Linked DNA regions of Homo sapiens: region 2 is linked to region 1. Evidence: read pairs that join two places in POLR2A ChIA-PET (ENCODE). Cell type or tissue: GM12878. All regions are shown on one strand. Each heading gives the region's core, and the rest is flanking DNA. Links, peaks and the distances in the headings are about the cores only.

Region 1 (5,389 bases), core at 92-5,091:
TTGAAACAGGAGCCAGGGTTGTGGAATAATGGTGTTAAGATCATAGGTTCACCACTTACCTCTGCCTCATGCTAACACTTGACCTTGGCAAGTTAGTTAACCTCATTTCCTTCAGCTATGACATGGGGATAATGAGTCCCCATCAGTGATTTATTTGGCAGAGAGAGTCACATTCAGTATTGCTCAGTGGGACAGGGGCTCCGTGGTGATATGTTGCTAACTAAACAGGTCAGGCATTCGTAGCCACTCTGGGTAAGTGCCCGGTGGTTAGGTAATGTGTGACAGCCAGCAGCCAAAGTGGACATACTCAGAGACAGTTCCTGGCTGGCTGCCCAAGCCTTACATCTGTAGCTAAAGAATTACTGAAAATGTGAATGAAAATATCTCCTCTCCTGGCTTGTGGTCCAGAGCTCAGACTCAGGAACCGAATTTACATAGGTTTGAATCCCAGATCTGCTCTTATTGGCTGAGTGAGCTTGGGCAGGTTCCCTACATTTTTTTCATGTGTAGAATGGGGATATTAAGAGTAATCTGCCTTGGGGTGGCAGGCAAGATTAAATGAATATGTAGATGTGAAGTTCTCTGAATGAGTGGCACCTACTGCTAACTTTTCCCCTGCTTCCCAAGTTTATTCAGTGAGCAAATTTATCAAGTGCCTTCTATACAACCAGACATTCTACTAGGTGCTGGCAAATGAATCAGACCTAATTGCTGCCCTTATAAAGCTTATGGCATAGTACAGGGGTTGGTAAGCTTTTCTGTAAATGTCTGGACAGTAAATGCTTTAGACTTTGTGGGCCGTAGTGTCTCTATCACAGCTACGCAATTCTGCTGTTAATATTGTGAAAGTAGTTGCCATAAGTAAATGAATGATCATGGCTGTGTTGCAGTAAAACTTTATTTATGACAACAATTGGTGGGTCATATTCTGCCCATAGGCTGTAATTTGCAGACCTGTGGTCTAGTGGGAAGACAGTTGTTAAATAATTACAATTATGATGTTACAGATTGTGCTAAGGGCTGTGGAGGAACAGACAGGATTCTATGAGTGGGAAGGGTCAGGGAAGGTAGCTTTGAAGAAGTGACATTGAAACCAAATGATGAGGAGAGGCAGCCAGAGGAGGAGATGGAGGGTGCTCCAGGCTGGTCTGTGGGTTCGTATCTTTTAAAGGCATAACAGATATTCTGCAGCTTTCTTTGGATTAAAATAAATAATTTCGTTCCTCTATTTAATTCATCGCCAGTTTTCTCCTCCCCTACCCTCTCCCTGCAATAATCCAAGAGATAAGCTATGTTACCAAGAGATAAGCTACATTAATATATTAACACATTTTGTTCTGCATATGCACTTTCTTTCTCTCCCTTTTCCATTGTTTTTGTTATATTATTGTCAGTATCTATCCAAGTATTTAGTAAAGATTGCACATTATTTCATTATTAGGTGTAGAATGGTTTACTCTCTAGAACTCAAATTTGCTTTTTGGTACGGTTTTCTCTTTTAGCATTTTAAAAGTTGACATTATTTGTTTTTATTCTTTGGCTAGATAAAAGGTCCACAGTCTTTGAAGTGATTTTGAAAAAAAATCTGCTTTCCTCTTAACTACATCTCATGTCTCCTCTGACTCCCAACCTCAATTTTATGTTTTCTCTAAACAAGTTGCCAGTACTCTGTAGAGATTCCATGGAAAAGGACTTGTGTGTTCTCATTCTAGAAAATTTCAAGGGGTGCTTCAGAAGGAAGGGGGTTCTCCCAACAACTTTGTGACCTCTTCGGTTTCTTCAGTTCTTTCAGTTCTGTGGTTCCAAGGAGACTCTGCCTCCCTGAGAGTCAATATTATGTAGTAGTTAGGGGCACACACACTGGAGCCAGATTGTTCAAGTTCAAACCCAATTCCAGTACTTAGTAGCTGTGTGAACTTGAATAGTTCCCTGCCCTCTCAGTTTTCTTATCTTTAAAATAAGGCCAGTAGCAGTGTCTGCCTCATAGAGTTATTATGAAGATGAAAATGAATGAAATACAAGTAAAATCCCTAGAACAGTAACTGTACACAGTCTATGCTATTTATGAGTTCTCTATTATTATTAATTACATCAGAGGCATCGGTAGCCATAATTCCTCTGTAATCACCCTTGAATTCTGTCAGGTGTCTTCTGACTCATCCTGAGATCTTGGGCTGAGTCACTTCATTTTTGCTTCACTTTCTTCATAAGACTATAGGAATGATCTTTGTCATCAGAATTCTGGGGACACTAGTCCTTTTGAAAATAGGTCCTTTATGTGCTTTGTACTTTGAAAGTATAGTTGATAAGTAGAGTAGCCTTTTGAACGATAGATCTACAAATGTGGGTTTAGCAGCAATGTTCACCTCTTCTGTCATCCACTTTAATTTATGGTCTATAATTAATGACTTATTCTCTATGTACTTAGAAATCCTTACATGTTATCTTTGGCCTTTCTTGTGTCCCTTCCTTGTACAAACTTGAAAGAAAGGCTGCATGTCCTAGGATGCAGATAAATGAGGTGCCTTAGAAAGATCTTGGGCAAGTAAGTTTACTTCTCTGGGCCTTCGTTTTTTAATCTGTGGCATGGTCTGGCTCTTCTCCAAGGATGCTTCCTGGTCCCTGTGTTTTTGTTTTAGGCTCTTCCATATTTTGACAGTGTTCTCATTGGTTTTTCCAGACCTTTTAATGCCATTGTTTTGATTATTTCCTCCTTCTGGGCAAGGCCGTCTTCATCCTTTACCCCTCGACCAAGGAAGAAATTCTAACTTGTTTTCCTTGTAAATTGCTTCAAAACATTTCTTTCTTTATCCGTCTTATGCATTTATGAATCATCCTTCCTGGGATTTTGTTATTGTTGTTTGTGTTTTGGTAGCACCCCTTGGCAGTCATAGAATTGCTTTCAGAGGTGCTTTGAGGAGCTAACATTATAGTCTTGTTGGAACTTGTCCCAGCTCAGATGCTATTTTTAATAAAGTTGGCTGCACTGTTTTTCAAAGGTTACTACGTTTTTTACTGATGGAAATAAGAACCCTATGTTTCTTATGCTTCCCGACCCTGTGATTTACCCCCCAAGATCGGTACTTTGTTCACCATCTGGTCATATAACAATTATTTTTCAGTTCCCCTCATTGCCTTTTGTGTCTTGTGCAGGGTGCTAGCAATAGAAGTGCAATCTCTTGGGTTTGTAACATACTTTACAATTTATACAGTGCTGATAACATTCCCAGTTTTGCTTCATTCTCTCTGCTGCCCTGAGGAATAGTCAGGCTGGATATCAACAGCCCAGCCTCTCAGCCAGGAAGTTAAGGCCACAGAGAGGTAAAGTGACTGAAATCAAAGGCATTTCATAGTGGTAAAAAAAAAAAAATGGCCAAATACAGCTCTGAGGTATTTGCCGAGGGCCTTAGGCAACTGGTTTGCAGGACATTTGTTTACTAAACTTTCATTATATTTTTAAAAATTTGTTAATTTTTTTTTTTTTTTTTGAGATGGAGTTTTGCTCTTATTGCTTAGGCTGGAGTGCCGTGGCGTGATCTTGGCTCATTGCAACCTCTGTCTCCCAGGTTCAGGCAATTCCCCTGCCTCAGTCTCCTGAGTAGCTGGGACTACAGGCATGTGCCACCATGCCTGGCTAATTTTGTATTTTTTTTTTAAGTAGAGACAGAGTTTCTCCATGTTGGTCAGGCTGGTCTCGAACTCCCAACCTCAAGTGATCCGCTCACCTTGGCCTCCCAAACTGCTAGGATTACAGCCATAAGCCTGGCCTAAAATTTTAATAAAAAATAATAATTGCTCATAGTAAAAATTTGAAGAGTTAAGAAGATAATAAGAAAAGCCACTTCTTGACCTCCTCTTCTTCTAGGCCTACTCCCTGATGCTGAAGACCACTGTTATAATCTCTCAAGTCTTCTTTCAAAAATTTCCATTAAATGTAGATGTTGAATACAGTGGCCTGGTCTTGTTCACCTTGTGTCCCTCAGATGTAGAATAGAGCCAGGCACGTCGCAGGGCTCAGTGTCTGTTGATGGAATGAACCACATTTACAGTATTGTCCTATGCAACACGTTATTACTCTGTAACATGTTTTTACTTATCATTGTATCTTAGGCAAATTTTCATAGCAGTACCTGTAGGGTAACTTTACTTTTTAAATTAGCTACATGGTATTCCATCATATGAATTACTATAATTATTTACCCAATTCAAGTTACTCCCATTTTTTTTTTCCTGTTAGAAAGCTTGCTGCAGGGATATGACTACTGATTGTCCCCTCAGTATCCATTTTTCAGCCAGGCACAATGGCTCACACCAGTAATCCCAGCACTTTAGGAGGTCAAGGGGAAAGGATTGTTTGAGCCCAGGAATTTCGAGACCAGCCTGGACAACATGGCAAGACCCTGACTCTACCAAAAAAAAAAAAAAAAAAAAAAACCCAGGCATGGTAGCATATGCCTGTAGTACCAGCTACTCATGGGGCTGAGGTGGGAGGATCACTTGAGCCTGAAAGGTTGACGCTGCAGTGAACCCTGTTAGCACCACTGCACTCCAGCCTGGGCGACAGAGTGAGAACCTGTCTGAAAAAAAAAATTCACTTTTCATTTCTAGAGACATTTTACCTGGTCGTGGCTGCCCAGGTAAAGACCACCTTTGCCAAACTCCCTTGCAGCTAGGTGTGGCCATATGACTAGATTAGATTCTAGCTAGCAGGATTGTGAGCAAAAGTAATGTGTGCAGCTTCCAGGAGCATCCTAGAGGAGGATCAGTCCTTTCCCATTTTTTTTTCTGCTTCCCCCTGGCAGAAGGCATTTGGTGGTAGGAGCTAGAGTAGCCATATTGGTTCCAAAGATGGAAACTGGCTCTTGAGGATGACAGTGCAACAAGATAAAAGGACCCCGAGTCCTCAACACTGCAGAGCAGCTGTATCAGGCCCACGCTGCATCCTCTTGCATACTTACATGAGAGAAAAATAAATTTTCATCTTGTTTAATCCACACTTACATTATTTGGGTCTTTTTACAGCCTTTATCTCTTTTTCCACTTCTGTGAAAATATAGTAGAATAAAAAAAGTCAAATTGCAGGGTTGAAGGATATGGTCATTTAAAACTTTGATGCTACTGCTTAATTTATCTTTAAGCAATTATCATCATGATCTCATGAAACATTCCCCATCATGTCTGTGTTCTTTTATTATGCAAACATTTACATTTAACATATTTAAGCCCTAAGTCTGTTAAGGATGCACAAAGATTCACGTTACCAATGAAAAATGCTAGCATGTGAAGTAGGAGTTTGGTTCCAAATGTCAATATCAGTGACATTCTGTATCCATGGAAACCAATTCTTAGAGTATGTGTCTATAAAAGGGAAGGGAGAATGGGGAAGTGG
Region 2 (5,389 bases), core at 132-5,131, 670 kb before region 1:
CTTAATTAACTTGTAAATGTTCCCTTGATAAACTTAAAATGACCATGTGTAATGTGAAGTTAGTATGACGTGTTTAGAAAACTGTTTAGGACAGGAAGCAGGCATTAGGAACTCTCACACATATCTAGACATTCAGAATTTTTTTTTTTTTTTTTGACATGGAGTCTCGTTCTGTTGCCTAGGCTGGAGTGCAGTGGTATGATCTTGGCTCACTGCAACCTCTACCTCCCGGGTTCAAACGATTCTCCTGCCTCAACCTCCTGAGTAGCTGGGATTATAGGCGCACACCACCACTCCCGGTTAATTTCTGAATTTTATTAGGGGCGGGGTTTCTCCATGTTGGTCAGGCTGGTTTCAAACTCCTGACCTTGTGATCTGCCTGCCTTGGCCTCCCAAAATGCTGGAATTACAGGTGTGAGCCACTGCGCCCGGCCCAGAATTGTTTATATCAGCAAAACAATTTTTAAGAAAACATGACCTGAGTATGTATCACTGTTAGAGATCATGGAAACTTTGTATTTCTTCTAAAATATTTTAATAGACAAGAGCCAGATAGTACAAGCTTCAAGTGACTTTAGTACATCTGCACTAATCAAGATTGTATGAATAAGCATACTCAGTGTAATTAAGTAAGTGAATTCATCCAATATATCACAAACTCCTGAACATAGTGAATTAAAGACCATGAATATAAGACAATACCACTTATAACAACAGTAATACTAGTAACAACTACAACCACCACCACACAACTTACATTTATTGTGAATCAGGAAAGTGCTTTAAATGAATTATATTATTTAATCCTACAACAATCCTGTGAATTCACTATTATAACTTCCAACTCCACAGATACCAAAAAGAGAGCATTAATTATGTGCACAGTTACACAATTAACAAGTATCATTTATTCAGTATTTACTGAGTGTACCCACCAGAGATCTGCACTGTTCTAGGTAGTGAAGAATTAGCAATGAGTAAAACAAAGTCCCTGCCTTCATAGAAGGACCCCACCTTTTATGAGAGAGACAGACAACAAATAAACATGGAAACATAATAAGTCAGCTGGTAATTAGAATTATGTAGAACAGTAAAGCCCAGTAAGTAGACAACAGAGTGCTAGCATAAGATGCTGTGATAGGCAATGTCACTTTTTTAAGCAGGGCAGTAAGGGGAGACCTCTCTGATAAGGTGATGTTTTAGCAGATACCTGGAGGGAGAGAGAGATTTGTAGAAAGAGTGTTCCTCTGCTTGGAATACGGGAGAAGAATGGTCTAGGAGGCCATGTATTTGGAGTGGGTGAGGAGGAGCATGGTTGGAGTTCGAACCCAGATTTATCTGACTGCGGAGTCCATAAACCACTACACCAATCTGATGGGGCAACCACAACGTTACCTAACTTACTGTGATTTTAGAGATGAATTAGCCAGATACATATTCTCATGGAAAAGAGGAGGGTAGTGACATTCTACTCTGAAAGTTCTGGGTTGCGTTGAGACTTATGTGAGAAATCCCTGTGTTTTGTGGAGAGATATTGTTGAGACTAGAGAACAATTATGAAGCATAAGTTTGGGAAACTGGGATTGTAACTCCCATGCTCAGAATTCTTCCATGGTTCTTCAATTGCCTGCAGAGCTTTAGAGAAATTAAGTAACTTTCTGAAAGCCTCATAGCAAACAGACCTCCTTTTGAATTATGATAAAGACTGTATTCATAACTGCTGAGCTATGCTGTTCTTCTCAAAGTGTGAAATCAATCACATGCTCCTTGGCTTCCTGTCACCTACATATCAAAGTTGACATGACTTGGCAAGGAATGCAGAACCCCCAGAGTGTGGCTGCACCTTCTTTTATGCTCTCCTTCCACTGCCCCTCCCCGTGCACCTTGGCATGCAACAGAACAGTGCTCCTCAGGGTCATGTTCCTAGGATTTTTTGCATTCTGAAATGTCCTTCTTTCTCTTGTTTTGTAACCAAGATTTTATATCTTTCTTGAAGGCTTTTTTTTTTTTTTTTTGCCATTTTCCTTCCCAGATTGAGTTTTAACTTCTTCCCAGGCTGCTTTTAGAGCTTATGTATCTTTGTACTTGCTCATCATTTCCAGTAGAAATCATTCCTTCAGTCCCTATCCTCCCAGCTAGGATTATGCTTGCATAAACACCTATGCAAGCATTGACCATGGCTTTTATTACCACACTTTTTTAGTAATTTATTTGCTTTTGTATCTGCCTTGTCTTCTAAACTATGCCATTCAAAGCTTTTTAAAAATCTGTATCCCAACCAAATACAGGGCTTGGCATGTAGTTTACCTGCTTACTTAAATTAAACTTAAGAATATTAGATGCAGAGTTATAATGATGACAGATTTGATCAGATTAAAACAAGTGGAGTATGTTGAGCAGTAATATTAGTTCATTATGGAAAGATACATGATAATAAAAACTATTCAATGAAAGATTATAATGTGTCAGGCATTAAACTCAGTGTAAAAATACATCATTCTATTATTCAATATCCAATTCAAATTTGGAAGATATGTCTTATTAGGTATAACTTTAAAACTAAATTAAAATCTTAATAGATGTAACTTTAAAACTAAATTAAAAATGTATTTATTTTTGAACTATTACTAAGTGGATAGTAGGAGAGTGAGTAGGGCTTTAATTGGAGGAAAAAGTCTTTAGAAAGGGACAGAAGTCATCCTTGTTTCTTTGTATTCAGTTTTTAAAACGTTACTACAAATGTGTATACTTGGCTACATGGCAGAGATCTTCCGGAAAGAACACTGCCCTCATTTATAATTTGGACATAGCATGTTGGGTGAGACAGAGGGCTATTGGAGAAGTGAGCCCAGATGAGACCTTGCATATAATGCAGTGCTTCGTGCTGTTATCAACGGTTAATTGTAAAGGTTTTAGTAAGTACCATCCTTCCAACCTAAGGCCCAAAGTGGGATACTTCAGGCCATGGCTACTTAGCATAATTCCTGATTTTCATTTAGTAGGAAGCCTACTAATTAGGAAGTCTGTTGAGTAATTTTTGAATGAAATGCTCATTGCTGATTGCTTTGTTTCTTGGACAAGTATTTAATCTCGAATTGATATAGTGCTTATAATCACTGATAAATCATTTTGAGACTTGCATTTAATTTTGGCTTATATAACATTTATATTACTCTAGTGATGTTGAGTTGAATTCTGAAAGATTTAAGTGCAAAATCTTTGAAAAAATTTATCACATAGTTTTCCCACACTTCTCATCACACAGTACAGCTTTTCTTCCCTTTTTTTCACTTGATTTTATTGTTTCCTTAATTTCTCAATATTTTCTGCCAATTATGTGAATTAGACATTCTTTATTTAATCCTAATACTTAGAGTCTATCAGTAGGAAAGACTACATTAATGCTCAAAAATATATTTTAAAAAGTATTTTGCTTTCAACCCTTTCCAGTATCCAGTAGAAATTTATTCTAAAGCTCTTTTTGTGATTTTCCTGCAGTGACACCACAGCCAAAGCCCTATGGGAAGCTTTACTGAACACTAAGCACAAAGAGGCAGTGATGGAAGTTCGGAGACATCTAGTGGAAGCGGCAAGCAGAGAAAACCTGCCAATCAAGATGAGTATGGGTAAGCCTAAACCTAGGACACAGGCAGCCTCTGAGGAAGCTTATTTAAACCTGTTCTGAATTGTGGGCCAAGCTAGCCAACATGGAATCTAGGCCAAAGTAGTAACGACTTTTGTATACTGTTGAAAGAATAGGGAAGGAATATGTGCACGCTGCCCTTGGGCTCAGCAATGACCACTTTTCTTAGACTCAGCTTTGGGAACTCTCTAGGAGAGTTTTTGCTTACAAAGAATAATTATTTTAGTTTCTTATTGATCTATTTTAGAACTGTCAAAATTGGTCTGGACTACCTCTCCTTAATTCTATTCCAACCCTACTCCCTTTTTTCCCCCATTCTTCCCCTATTACCCCACTTATGGTGGGTAAAAGTTCTCTTATTACTTTCGAATTAGTGACTGAAATGGTACTGAGAAAAGAATTGAGCAGTCAGACATGGTCTGGCCTAGTCCCTCACCCTTAGAGTCCTAATTGTCAAGTCACATCAGCGTTATTTCTTCTTCACCAGGAATTACATACCTAATTTTTCTATTTCTTGTTTTTTTTCACATCCATCTTTGTCTTTGGTATTAGATGAATATGATTGCAATGGAATTTAAGTTTTAAATGGCTTTTTTTCTTTTGATCAAAAAGTCAGAGAACCACAGAAGTAATGCGTTGATTTTAGAAAAAAAATTTGGCTTTTAATTTTTTTGTTTTAAAAAATATTAAATAATTTTATTGATACAGAAATATTTAAATATGGATATTGAATCTGGTTAATAGGTAGAATTTGTTTCTGGAAGTTTGCAAAATTTTATTTTTCTCTTTTAAAAATAAGGTTTCTCTCTTATAATCTGTTCTTAGGTATTCAGTAAATATTAGTACATTTTATTGGATGGGAAAATTTTTCTTTGCTGAGATTCATAGGCCAAGTTCTTGATTACACATGGGGGCAAAAATCAAACTAAGTTGAAATAGAACAAAATTTGAAAGTAGCAGAATATGGATGAATCTAGGAAGAAAAATGTTACAGGGTTATAACATGAAAAGAATATGACTTTTAGTGTATTAGGTAACTATATTTGAGGGCTGCAAGGAACATAATGATGATAAGAAAAGTGAAATAACTAACCATTATTGAGAACTTACAGTATGCTAGGTCTTTGGACTGTTTATATGTGTTATCTTATTTCATTCTTAGAGTAATTCTATGAAACAGGTACTATTAGTATCCCATTTTGCAGGTAGGGAAACTGAAACAGAAAAATAAGTTGCCCAAGGCCATATATCTGATAAGTGGTAGGACTGGAATTCAAATCCAAGAATTTTGATGCCACGTAATATGCACTTTATTTATAAAATCATCCTAATTTGTACAGCCAATGCCGGAAGTGGTTTTGAAGGGTGAGAGCTCTTTTACTAGTTTTGAATTAATAAATGAACTGTCATACTAAAAACAATTTAGCAGACAGACATGCCCTAGCCTGGTCCCTCACCCTTAGAGTGGGTCTCAAATTTGCTGCACTGAGATATCCTGGCACTTGACTATTAATTGTCTTTCCTTTCTTCCTCCTTTCTTCCTTCCTTCTGTCCCTCCATCTCCCATCCCCTTCTCTCCTTTCCTTTCCATAGCCCTAGGTACACATTAGTAACAAGTGTATTTACCTCATTGAGTGTCTTATTCTTAAGTATGTTGAAACAAGAACTAATTAATATTGTGAATCGGCCGGACGCAGTGGCTCTCGACTATAATCCTAGCACTTTGGGAGGCCGAGGCAGGCGGAT

Evidence for each region. Peaks named below come from ENCODE experiments on the same cell type or tissue, not always from the same donor. Only the 100,000 strongest peaks of a DNase experiment are listed, where the experiment ranks them.
Region 2: POLR2A ChIA-PET joins it to region 1 with 8 read pairs; 2 of 35 experiments call an interaction of 5 or more read pairs at or near these places.

The regions. Positions count from the first base shown.
Region 1 is chr4:52,638,906-52,644,294 of GRCh38, reverse strand. The region is part of intron 1 of USP46 (ubiquitin specific peptidase 46); the gene reads left to right. Among named protein-coding and RNA genes, the nearest start is that of USP46, 18 kb to the left of the region's middle. RefSeq lists enhancers at 2,082-2,271, 2,282-2,351 and a silencer at 4,459-4,689. In GM12878, for the core only: no CTCF peak of the experiment used is centred there; DNase peaks (open chromatin) are centred at 361 and 2,194; H3K4me3 peaks cover 2,338 bases; H3K27ac peaks cover 3,586 bases.
Region 2 is chr4:53,311,873-53,317,261 of GRCh38, reverse strand. SCFD2 (sec1 family domain containing 2) reads left to right here. Exons shown (of 9, transcript NM_152540.4): 3 at 3,499-3,626. Among named protein-coding and RNA genes, the nearest start is that of SCFD2, 51 kb to the left of the region's middle. In GM12878, for the core only: no CTCF peak of the experiment used is centred there; no DNase peak of the experiment used is centred there.